Linked DNA regions of Homo sapiens: region 1 is linked to region 2. A link is a loop called in an ENCODE intact Hi-C map of the cell type or tissue named here. Cell type or tissue: heart left ventricle. All regions are shown on one strand. Links, peaks and the distances in the headings refer to the core of each region. The heading gives the core; the rest is flanking DNA. Region 1 overlaps AKAP9 (A-kinase anchoring protein 9). Region 2 overlaps AKAP9 (A-kinase anchoring protein 9).

Region 1 (5,385 bases), core at 126-5,125, 48 kb before region 2:
TGGCTCTTCTCAAAATTTGCTCCTTCTGCAGCTATATCCATCTGTCGTTACTCCTCTTTCTCTTATACCTCTCTTCTAGTCTATCAAGACGTCCTATTTTCTCCACCTTCAAAAATATATCCAAACTGTACCACTCCTTAAAACCTTGCTGGTCTCTGCCATCCTTTTGTCTCAACTGGATTACCCTAACTCCCCCCTAAAGTCTGTTCTCAACACAGTTAAAGCAGGTGCCAGAATCTTGCTTTTAAAATTTAAAATAGATTGTATCATTCCAAAGCTCTTCTGTCCTACATGATGAGTACCCATTACTTTTCTGATTTTTAATCTCCTACTGACTTGTCTGTCACTGTCTTCTGACCCCAAGATACTGGTGACAGCATCTTGGGGTCCTTAAACAAGCATTATCAGTATGCTTCTGCTTTAGGGACTTCTCATTGGCTGTTCCTTCTACCTAGAATGGTCTTCCTCCAGATACATGCCTGGCCAACACCCTCACCTTCTTTGGATCATTACTCAAGTGTCATGTTCTCGTGAGGCTTTTCTTAACCATTCTGTGTAAATTAAAATTGTCTCCTAGAATGCTGATTCCTATTTCTCTACTTTATTTTTTCTATATTACTTAATATTGTCTATTTATATGTATGTATACATTATGCACATTTTATATAATATATATCATATATATAACTAGGCTGGTCGTGGTGGCTCATGCCTGTAATTCCAGCATTTTGGGAAGCTGAGGCAGGCAGATTACCTGAGGTTAGGAGTTCGAGACCAGCCTGGCCAATATGGCAAACCTCCATCTCTACTAAAAATATAAAAATTAGCCGGGCATGGTGGCATGCACCTGTAATCCCAGCTACTCAGGAGGCTGAGGCACGAGAATCACTTGAACATAGGAAGCGGAGGTTGCAGTGAGCTGAATTTGCACCACTGCACTCCAGCCTGGATGACAGAGCAAGACTCTGCCTAAAAAATATATATATATTATGTGTGTGTGTATATATATATATATTATATATATAACCAAATATGTGTAAATTTGGAGGGGGTAGATTCATTTTTATTTTGTTTATTGTTCGTCTCTGGTGAAAGACTTTAAGCTTTATAAGGGTGGGGCTCTTTTTCCATTTAGGTCAGTGATATATCACAAACACCTAAGATAATTCCCTGCACATAATAGGTACTCAATAAATTATTTGTTTAATGAATGAACAGTTTATAATTTAGTTGGGAAGTATGCTATAGTATATAACTAGCTCTATAAAACCCTCAGAGATTTCTTCTAACTGTGGCTGGCTCTGCTATTGTAGCGCGGATGTCTTCCTAGACACTTGCTAGTAAAACCTCAACACAGTTTTTTTGTATAGTGGACGAAATACTGAATGTCTGCTTGTTTGGAACTAGTCGTTACTCTTTTTTATTTGAAACCTACATATGGGCTTTGGAATTATTTGCTTTAGCCTTATAAAGCTTCCATTTTCTTTGAGATTGGTGGTTTCTAAACATGACCATACATCAGAAATAGTGGAGGTTTTTGAACTTTAATATAATTTTTTTAATTACTTACAATGAAAGATCACTGAATTATAATTTGGAGAGTCATACTCAATAGCTTTGAGATGGAACTTGGAAATTTGTGTTTTTAACAATATAATTCAGAGGCACGGAACCCATAGATTGACATTTGGAAACCACTGCTTTCTGATATGAAACAAAATAGGTAATTAGGAAGAACTTTCTAATAAACAGTATTTCAAGCAGTCTTCCTTTAATTAGTGATGCTTTCTGTCCAAAGCATGAAGAAAAGAGAGGCTTCTGGAAACATAGGCTTACATTGTTATTCCTGCATTTGGGCTTCTGCAAGCTCACCACCCTCTCTCAGAGTTTCTATAATACTCCATGGAAATGTGTTGACAAGGCCTTTGAATGAAAATCATTCGTTTGCTCCCTGCACCCCTACCAAAAAGAGTTTTACTCACCACCGTCCTCATTCTTACTAATAGTAATGAGTCAAAATTATTTTGTGTAAATAGCATCACATATTTTGGACATGACTGTAACACATTTTGAATAGAGTATACTGTTCCCTGTGGGTAGACTTGAAATAGTTAAGAAAAATAATTGAATCATTCTTTTAACAAATATTTGGTGATTTCATACTAGAAACCTCTAAGAGAAACACTAAGGTTGGAAAGATCATGGGTTTTAGTCAGACGGATCTGCATTTGACCCTGATTTGACCTTTTACTGGCTATATGATCTTGGACAGATTATTTAAACATTTCTAAATAGTAATAGGGATAATAATAATTACCCTTAAGATTGTGAGGATTAAATGAAACAGTAACTGAGAAGAGCCTTAGCTAGATACCCTGGAGGTAGAATTAGATGTTTATGTAAAGTGGCTGTTTCCTTCCAGGGACTTCAGTGTAATCACTGAAATAATAATTACTTGCAAAATAATTTTTCGAAGGTAATGGTTGGGGAATATAACATAGTGATATAACTAAAATGCTGGAATTTAAACCCATGTCTTTGTGGCGTTTTTCACTGCACATCTGTAATACTGCCTATTAGAGTAATAACAGCAAAATGGAAATGAAGGATGAATATTTAGACATTGCAATGGAAGGAATGTTGGAAACAAAGCAGAGGGGAAAAAACAAAGATAACTCTGTGTTGCTTGAGCCTAGGGAATATGGAAAATGAAGGTACATCATATAAATAGGAAAATCAACAGGGGTTGCAGATAGTAGGAGCTTAATTGCAAGAGGGGAACAATGAATTAAGTTTACGCCAGACTGTTTTTTTCAGTTTGGAGTAATAAACACTTTCAAATACTGTAAAGCTTAAAGAATGAAGTCGCTCTCCCTCTCCCTCTCCCTCTCCCTCTCTTCTCTCTTCTCTCTCTTTCCACGGTCTCCCTCTGTTGCCGAGGCTGGACTGTACTGCCGTGATCTCGGCTCGCTGCAACCTCCCTGCCTCGGGCTCCCGTGATTCTCCTGCCTCGGCCTGCCTAGTGCCTGGGATTGCAGTCACGCGCCGCCACGCCTGACTGGTTTTTGTGTTTTTGGTGGAGATGGGGTTTCGCCATGTTGGCTGGGCTGGTCTCCAGCTCCTGACCTCGAGTGATCTGCCCGCCTCGGCCTCCCGAGGTGCTGGGATTGCAGACGGAGTCTCGCTCACTCAGTGCTCAATGTTGCCCAGGCTGGAGTGCGTGGCGTGATCTCAGCTCGCTACAACCTCCACCTCCCAGCCGCCTGCCTTGGCCTCCCAAAGTGCTGAGATTACAGCCTCTGCCCGGCCACCACCCCGTCTAGGAAGTGAGGAGCATCTCTGCCTGGCCGCCCATCATCTGGGATGTGAGGAGCCCCTCTGCCCGGCCGCCCCGTCTGGGAAGTGAGGAGTGCCTCTGCCCGGCCGCCACGCCGTCTAGGAAGTGAGGAGCATCTCTGCCTGGCCGCCCATCGTCTGGGATGTGGGGAGCGCCTCTGCCCGGCCGCCCTGTCTGGGATGTGGGGAGCGCCTCTGCCCGGCCGCCCATTGTCTGGGATGTGGGGAGCGCCTCTGCCCGGCTGCCCTGTCTGGGATGTGAGGAGCGTCTCTGCCCGGCCGCCCCGTCTGGGAGGTGAGGAGCTTCTCTGCCCGGCTGCCACCCCATCTAGGAAGTGAGGAGCATCTCTGCCTGGCCGCCCCATCTAGGAAGTGAGGAGCGCCTCTGCCCAGCTGCCCCGTCTGGGAAGTGAGGAGTGCCTCTGCCCGGCTGCCGCGTCTGGGAGGTGAGCGCCTCTGCCCGGCTGCCCATCGTCTGGGAAGTGAGGAGCACTTCTGCCCAGCCGCCCCGTCTGGGATGTGAGGAGCACCTCTGCCCGGCCGCCACCCCGTCTAGGAAGTGAGGAGCGCCTCTGCCCGGCCGCCTCGTCTGGGATGTGAGGAGCGCCTCTGCCCGGCCGCCCTGTCTGGAAAGTGAGGAGCGCCTCTGCCCGGCCGCCCTGTCTGGGAAGTGAGGAGAGCCTCTGCCCGGCCGCCCATCGTCTGGGAGGTGAGGAGCCCCTCTGCCCAGCCGCCCTTCGTCTGGGAGGTGAGGAACGCCTCTGCCCGGCTGCACCGTCTGGGAGGTGAGGAGCACCTCTGCCCGGCTGCCCCGTCTGGGAAGTGAGGAGCGCCTCTGCCTGGCCGCCCCGTCTGGGATGTGAGGAGCGCCTCTGCCTGGCCGCCCCGTCTGGGATGTGAGGAGCGCCTCTGCCTGGCCGCCCCGTCTGGGATGTGAGGAGCGCCTCTGCCTGGCCGCTGTGCAATCTTCCAAGTGTGAAGTGACAGCCTTTCTGCAGGTGTACCCAACAGCTCCGAAGAGACAGCAACCATTGAGAACAGGCCATAATGACGATGGCGGTTTTGTTGAAAAGAAAAGGGGGAAATATGGGGAAAAGAAAGAGAGATCAGATTGTTACTGTGTCTGTGTAGAAAGAAGTAGACATAGGAGACTCCATTTTGTTCTGTACTAAGAAAAATTCTTCTGCCTTGGGATGCTGTTAATCTATAACCTTACCCCCAACCCCGTGCTCTCTGAAACATGTGCTGTGTCAACTCAGGGTTAAATGGATTAAGGGTGGTGCAAGATGTGCTTTGTTAAACAGATGCTTGAAGACAGCATGCTCGTTAAGAGTCATCACCACTCCCTAATCTCAAGTACCCAGGGACACAAACACTGCGGAAGGCCGCAGGGTCCTCTGCCTAGGAAAACCAGAGACCTTTGTTCACGTGTTTATCTGCTGACCTTCTCTCCACTATTATCCTATGACCCTGCCACATCCCCCTCTCTGAGAAACACCCAAGAATGATCAATAAATACTAAAAAAAAAAAAAAAAAAAAAAAAAAAAGAATGAAGTCATTGTGGACTAAGTAGTACTTTTTGGAGTTTAGATCATAATGACCGGATAGATAATCAGGAGGATTTTCTAGGCTGTGAAAGTAAGATCCAGGACATAAAGCCAAGGATCAGAGCAGTATATACAAGGGACAATGAGGAAAACAGAGACAAAATAGTAATAAAGAAAAAGCAGGAAAGGGCAGAGAAGAAAGACAAGGGAATGAGTTTTTAGAAGCATGGGATGGTCATAGAACATGAGAAGGCAGTTCACAGCAGGAAAAACCTAAACGGCCAATAACATTTGAAAGAAAATGTCTTCTCAAAAATAAAGACATACATGTTCTAGCAAAGTTTTACAATTGTTATAACCCCCGATTGCTGAAGTTTTAAGAAAATACTTAAATGATACTATTATGAGAATAAAATTAATAAAACTTTTTGGAATATGACCCTGTATTAAAACATTAAATATTAAGCTTAACAATTACTTATAAGATTTTATTATGTAGAA
Region 2 (5,385 bases), core at 77-5,076:
CATCTATGTAAGTGACTGTAGTTGAAATCATTTCCATGAGAAGGATTATTTTCTCACTATCACATAATACTGAGTAATGTTTACCTGAGAGGCTCTTATTTATTTTGACTTTTGATTTTTTTTATTGGAGGTGGGGAGCATTTTTGTTTATATGTAACTATTTCTGTGTTTCAAAGAGCTAACATTTAAAGATTTCCCTTAAACTGAGTAAAGTAATTTATATGTTGCCTAAAAAGACAGACCTTCTCAACTGGACCCAAAGCAATGATAGTTGACTGTGGATAATTGATTAACCTTACTGATTTTATATTTTTATTATCTTCTGAATATAATATAGCACTGCTATCTTGAATTAAGTATCTAATAACTGTCTACCTTTTACTCAGAATCATAGTTGTTCAAAACTATGAGAAACTTTAGAGGGCATCTGTCAACTGACTGATGTTTTTTATAGATAAGGAGAGAAACGGTAAATGAGTAAGAGGTTAAACTGACAGCTGACCCTAATAACAGTAACAAGTACTTTATCAAAACCCATTCACCTACCATAACTGGAGACTGAGAGGCAGGAACATAGAATTAAAATGTATTTTATTGAAAATAACTTCTTAAGCATTTTTTCCCCAGAAACTAGGCAAATGCTTTCAGATATCTGATGGAGTATAAATATAAGATGTCCCTATGTATCATGGTATTTGAGATACTTTTCTCTCAGAGCCTAAATTTGTATAAAACATTTTTTAAGCTTATTAGAAATTTAGAAATGCAGGATGAATAAAAAGAGAACTCTAAAAGAAAGGAGTTTTAGAATTATAGGAGGAGGTAGAAAATGGGGAAAGGAATAGAAGGATTTTAGAAAAAGATACGTTCCATAGGTTTTAGCTCTCTGTAGAGCTAATGAGATCTAGCTTAGAGTTAGCAATAATAAATAATAATAGTTTTGTTGAGGCCTATCTAATTAGACAGTACTAAGTATTTAAATGCCCTTTTACCGTTAACACTTTCTTCCCGAGGACAGACTCTGTTATCCCCATTTTACAGATGTGTAAACTGAGCCTTAAGGGAAGTTAAATAACTTGATCATGGTCACACCTTAAGTGGTTGAAAAGGAGTTCCTCTCAGATTTCTGTGAGTCTGAAGCCCTTGTGATACTATACTGCCAAAGCATTGGGGCCCATTTTGTCTTGTTGGTGAGAAGTGTTAAAGACTGCCATTCAACATTTAGTGAGCTCTTAATGCACCTGTAGCACCAGTACCCAAATGTAAAACTAGCGGTGGACGTCAAGGAATCTACTGTGTAATTAAGGAGACATATGTACATTTGAAAGAGATAAAAACACTTTTTAAAAAAGGAAACAGGCCAGGCGTGGTGACTCACGCCTGTAATCCCAACACTTTGGGAGGCCGAGGTGGGTGGATTACTAGGTCAGGAGAGCGAGACCATCCTGGCTAACATGGTGAAACCCCATCTCTACTAAAAATACAAAAAAAAAAAAAAAATTAGCCGGGTGTGGTGGCGGGCGCCTGTAGTCCCAGCTACTCGGGAGGCTGAGGCAGGAGAATGCTGTGAACCCGGGAGGCAGAGCTTGCAGTGAGCCAAGATCACGCCACTGCACTCTAGCGTGGGCAACAGAGTGAGACTCCATCTCAAAAAAAAAAGAAAACAAAAATAGATGCAAATTAATCCAAACATTAATTTCAATTATTAGATAAATTAAACAAGATTAAAACAAATATTTACCAGCCTTTGTTTTTAAATCTTAATAATGTTCTTCTGGTTGTAGGTGGTTACAGGCTCAATAAGAAGAGAGCCTAGTACTAAACTAGAGCCTGACTGAATAAGAGGAAAGAATGTCCCATAGTGTCATTTGGGGGAATTGAAGTGTCTGATATGATGCCTGAACTTCAGCTACTTAGAATAGGAAAGTTAGTGCTTTAGACCAGTGCATTTCAAACTTTAATGCACATGCAAATCACCCAGGGATCTTGTTAAAACACAAGTCTTACACAAAAATTAACTCAAGATGGATTAAAGACTAAGACCTAAAACCATAAAAACCCTAGAAGAAAACCTAGGCAATACCATTCAGGACATAGGCATGGGCAAGGACTTCATGTCTAAAACACCAAAAGCAATGGCAACAAAAGCCAAAATTGACAAATGGCATCTAATTAAATGAAAGAGCTTCTGCACAGCAAAAGAAACTATCATCAGAATGAGCAGGCAACCTACAGAATGGGAGAAAATTTTTGCAATCTATCCATCTGACAAAGGGCTAATATCCAGAATCTACAAAGAACTTAAACAAATTTACAAGAAAAAACAACCCCATCAAAAAGTGGGCAAAGGATACGAACAGACACTTCTCAAAAGAAGACATTTATATGGCCAAAAAACATACGAAGAAAAGCTCATCATCACTGGTCATCAGAGAAGTGCAAACCAAAACCACAATGAGATACCATCTCATGCCAGTTAGAAAGGTAATCATTAAAGAGGAAACAACAGATGCTGGAGAGGATGTGGAGAAATAGGAACACCTTTACACTGTTGATGGGAGTGTAAATTAGTTCAACCATTATGGAAGACAGTGTGGCGATTCCTCAAGGATCTAGAACCAGAAATACCTTTTGACCCAGCAATCCCATTACTGGGTATATACCCAAAGGATTATAAATCATTCTACTATAAAGATACATGCACACATAGGTTTATTGCAGCACTATTCACAATAGCAAAGACTTGGAACCAACCCAAATGTCCATTAATGATAAACTGGATAAAGAAAATGTGGCACATATACACCATGGAATACTATGAAGCCACAAAAAAGGATGAGTTCATGTCCTTTGCAGGGACACGGATGAAGCTGGAAACCATCATTCTCAGCAAACTATCACAAGGATAGAAAACCAAACACCACATGTTCTCACTCATAAGTGGAAGCTGAACAATGAGAACACATGGACACAGGGAGGGAAACATCACAAACCAGGGCCTTTTAGGGGGTGAGGGGTACAGGAGGGATAGCATTGGGAGAAACACCTAATGTAGATGACGGATTGATGGGTGCAGCAAACTACAATGGCACGTGTGTACCTGTGTAATAAACCTATGCATTCTGCACATGTATCCCAGAAAAGTATAATTTTTTAAAAAAGATTAAAAAGGAATATATAATAGAGTTCATTTCCTATCTGATTACTGTAAAACAATAAAATGAGTCAAAAATTAAAAAAAAAATAAAACACAAGTGTGGGGTGTGACATGGCATTTTGCACACCCAGCATGCTCCCACATGATGCCAACTCTACTGCTCTCGAGACCACACTGAATAGCAAGGCTTCATGTCACAAAGTTAAGAAATTGATCATAAACTGTTGTATAAAAAAAGGAAATTTCGTATGAGATAGGGCAGCAATTTGAACTTAAATAACTATTTATGTGTTGATTTTAAAATAATACCTTGTCATCAAAGTAGTTACAGAAATGTAGGGATAGTTGTAAATACTATGTTAAATCACTTTGAAGAAGATATAATCATTGCAGTTTTCAGCAACCTGGTAATTATTTATGTTCAGTCATTAAATGTATTTCAGTGTCTACTGAGTTTAATAACCAGTGTTACAGAAAAAATTTTAAGTGTAAGTCTTAGACATTAGTTATTAGAAGCAGGATAAGTGATAGTTTAGAGTGGAAGATTCAGAGATAAACTCCTCAGGTTCAAAAGCTGGCTTCTCCACATACTCGCCATGTGGCCTGAAAGCAAATTACTCCTCTCTGTGACGTCCATCCTCATCTCTAAAATGGGGATACTCAGAACAGATCTTATAAAGTTGTAACAGGGTTTTAAGAAATAATACATATAAAGCACTTTGTGCAGTGCTTAGCGGTAAACTGTTACAAGTGATGGCTGTTACTACTAGTATTGATACTGTTTAGGAAATACTAAGCTAACTGGTTTTTAAGGATTTGCCAGTGTTCAGATATGGTTCTCAGTATGTGATGTGTTAGTGTGTAATCAGCGATTCCCTCTTTCAGTTTCTAAGGCAGTAAATGATTCATAAGCTGCTTTCTGAGCCACTTGTCACTAAGTGTTGCTGAGGATAGGCTCTGTTGCCTTAGATAACAGAGATGCTCCTGCATCTTAGTTTGCTTTTTGATCAGCAGTTTTGATCATGAGGTAAATACACATTTGGAAATCATTCATTCACTTTGTATTAAGTAGCAACAAACCAGTGAGCTAAATGAATGTTACTGTCCTCAGTCAAAACCAATTTTCAAATATAAAAATAATTCTTAATATTCATCATTCGTTTCAGTCTCTAACCATCAAAAAGCAGTTGCTTTACCATTATTCATAATCCATCCTCAAAATGATTAAATAAATTTCTGTTGTCCTACCTATAGGAGCTCTCTAATTTTCTCCTGAATTGTATAATTCACTTACTCTAAGGTTTTTGTAATTCAGACCTAAGGATCTCTTGGTCTTAGTTTCTATCTTGGCTTCCTTCTGCTTAACAAACCACATGGCAGCCAGGCCTTTTAGTAAGTTAATTAGATATTTTTGGACTAAATTGAGTTAGTCTTATATGGTGGCTAACAAAACAAACAGTTCTACAACTTTTCTAGGCCTTTTGATAGCAACTTAATGTAACATAAACTAAGATTTAATATGTGGACTCTTTCCCTTCCTCCTATGACTCTTTTCTGCTTCAGGAGAAGAGACTAAGGTAGGAAATGGCTCCTTTTATCCTTCCTCAGGAGGTTTCCTCTCTGCTTTGTGTAGGATAGTTTAAGGATGGCCAGTTTGAGCATGTCTAGGAACCACACAGGTAACACAGATTATACCTGGCTTAGAAAAACCACATTCCTTTATTCTTATGACTCATGTTTTAAGCATGCATACTTTGTAAAGCTAATATAGCACTCTTCATTTTATCTTGATAAACGTTTGTATAAACATTTTTTCTCTTTTGATAATTTTGTTATTAAAGATTACAAACTTAGAAGAGCAATTAGAACAGTTTAGAGAAGAACTGGAAAATAAGAATGAAGAAGTTCAACAATTACATATGCAATTAGAAATACAGAAAAAGGAATCTACTACCCGCCTACAAGAACTTGAACAGGAAAACAAATTATTTAAGGTAATTAGTTAAGAAAAACTTTTATCTGTAAATAAGTCATAGTTTCAGTCCTATATTGCTTTATTATTATTATTATTATTATTTCTTTCTTTTTTTTTTTTTTTTTGAGACTTAGTCTCACTCTGTTGCCCAGGCTGGAGTGCAATGGTGTGATCTCGGCTCATTGCAAGCTCCGCCTCCCTGGTTCAAGCAATTCTGCCTCAGCCTCCCGAGTAGCTGGGACTATAGGCACGT

The links. Hi-C counts contacts between places; a loop is a spot of excess contacts. Peaks named below come from ENCODE experiments on the same cell type or tissue, not always from the same donor. Only the 100,000 strongest peaks of a DNase experiment are listed, where the experiment ranks them.
Region 1: it touches region 2 in a loop (1.9-fold over the local background); 1 of 110 quality-filtered maps calls a loop at or near these places.

What each region holds. Positions count from the first base shown.
Region 1 is chr7:92,023,440-92,028,824 of GRCh38, forward strand. The region is part of intron 14 of AKAP9 (A-kinase anchoring protein 9); the gene reads left to right. Among named protein-coding and RNA genes, the nearest start is that of AKAP9, 85 kb to the left of the region's middle. In heart left ventricle, for the core only: no CTCF peak of the experiment used is centred there; a DNase peak (open chromatin) is centred at 3,232.
Region 2 is chr7:92,071,857-92,077,241 of GRCh38, forward strand. AKAP9 (A-kinase anchoring protein 9) reads left to right here. Exons shown (of 50, transcript NM_005751.5): 29 at 4,999-5,151. Among named protein-coding and RNA genes, the nearest start is that of CYP51A1, 60 kb to the right of the region's middle. In heart left ventricle, for the core only: no CTCF peak of the experiment used is centred there; no DNase peak of the experiment used is centred there.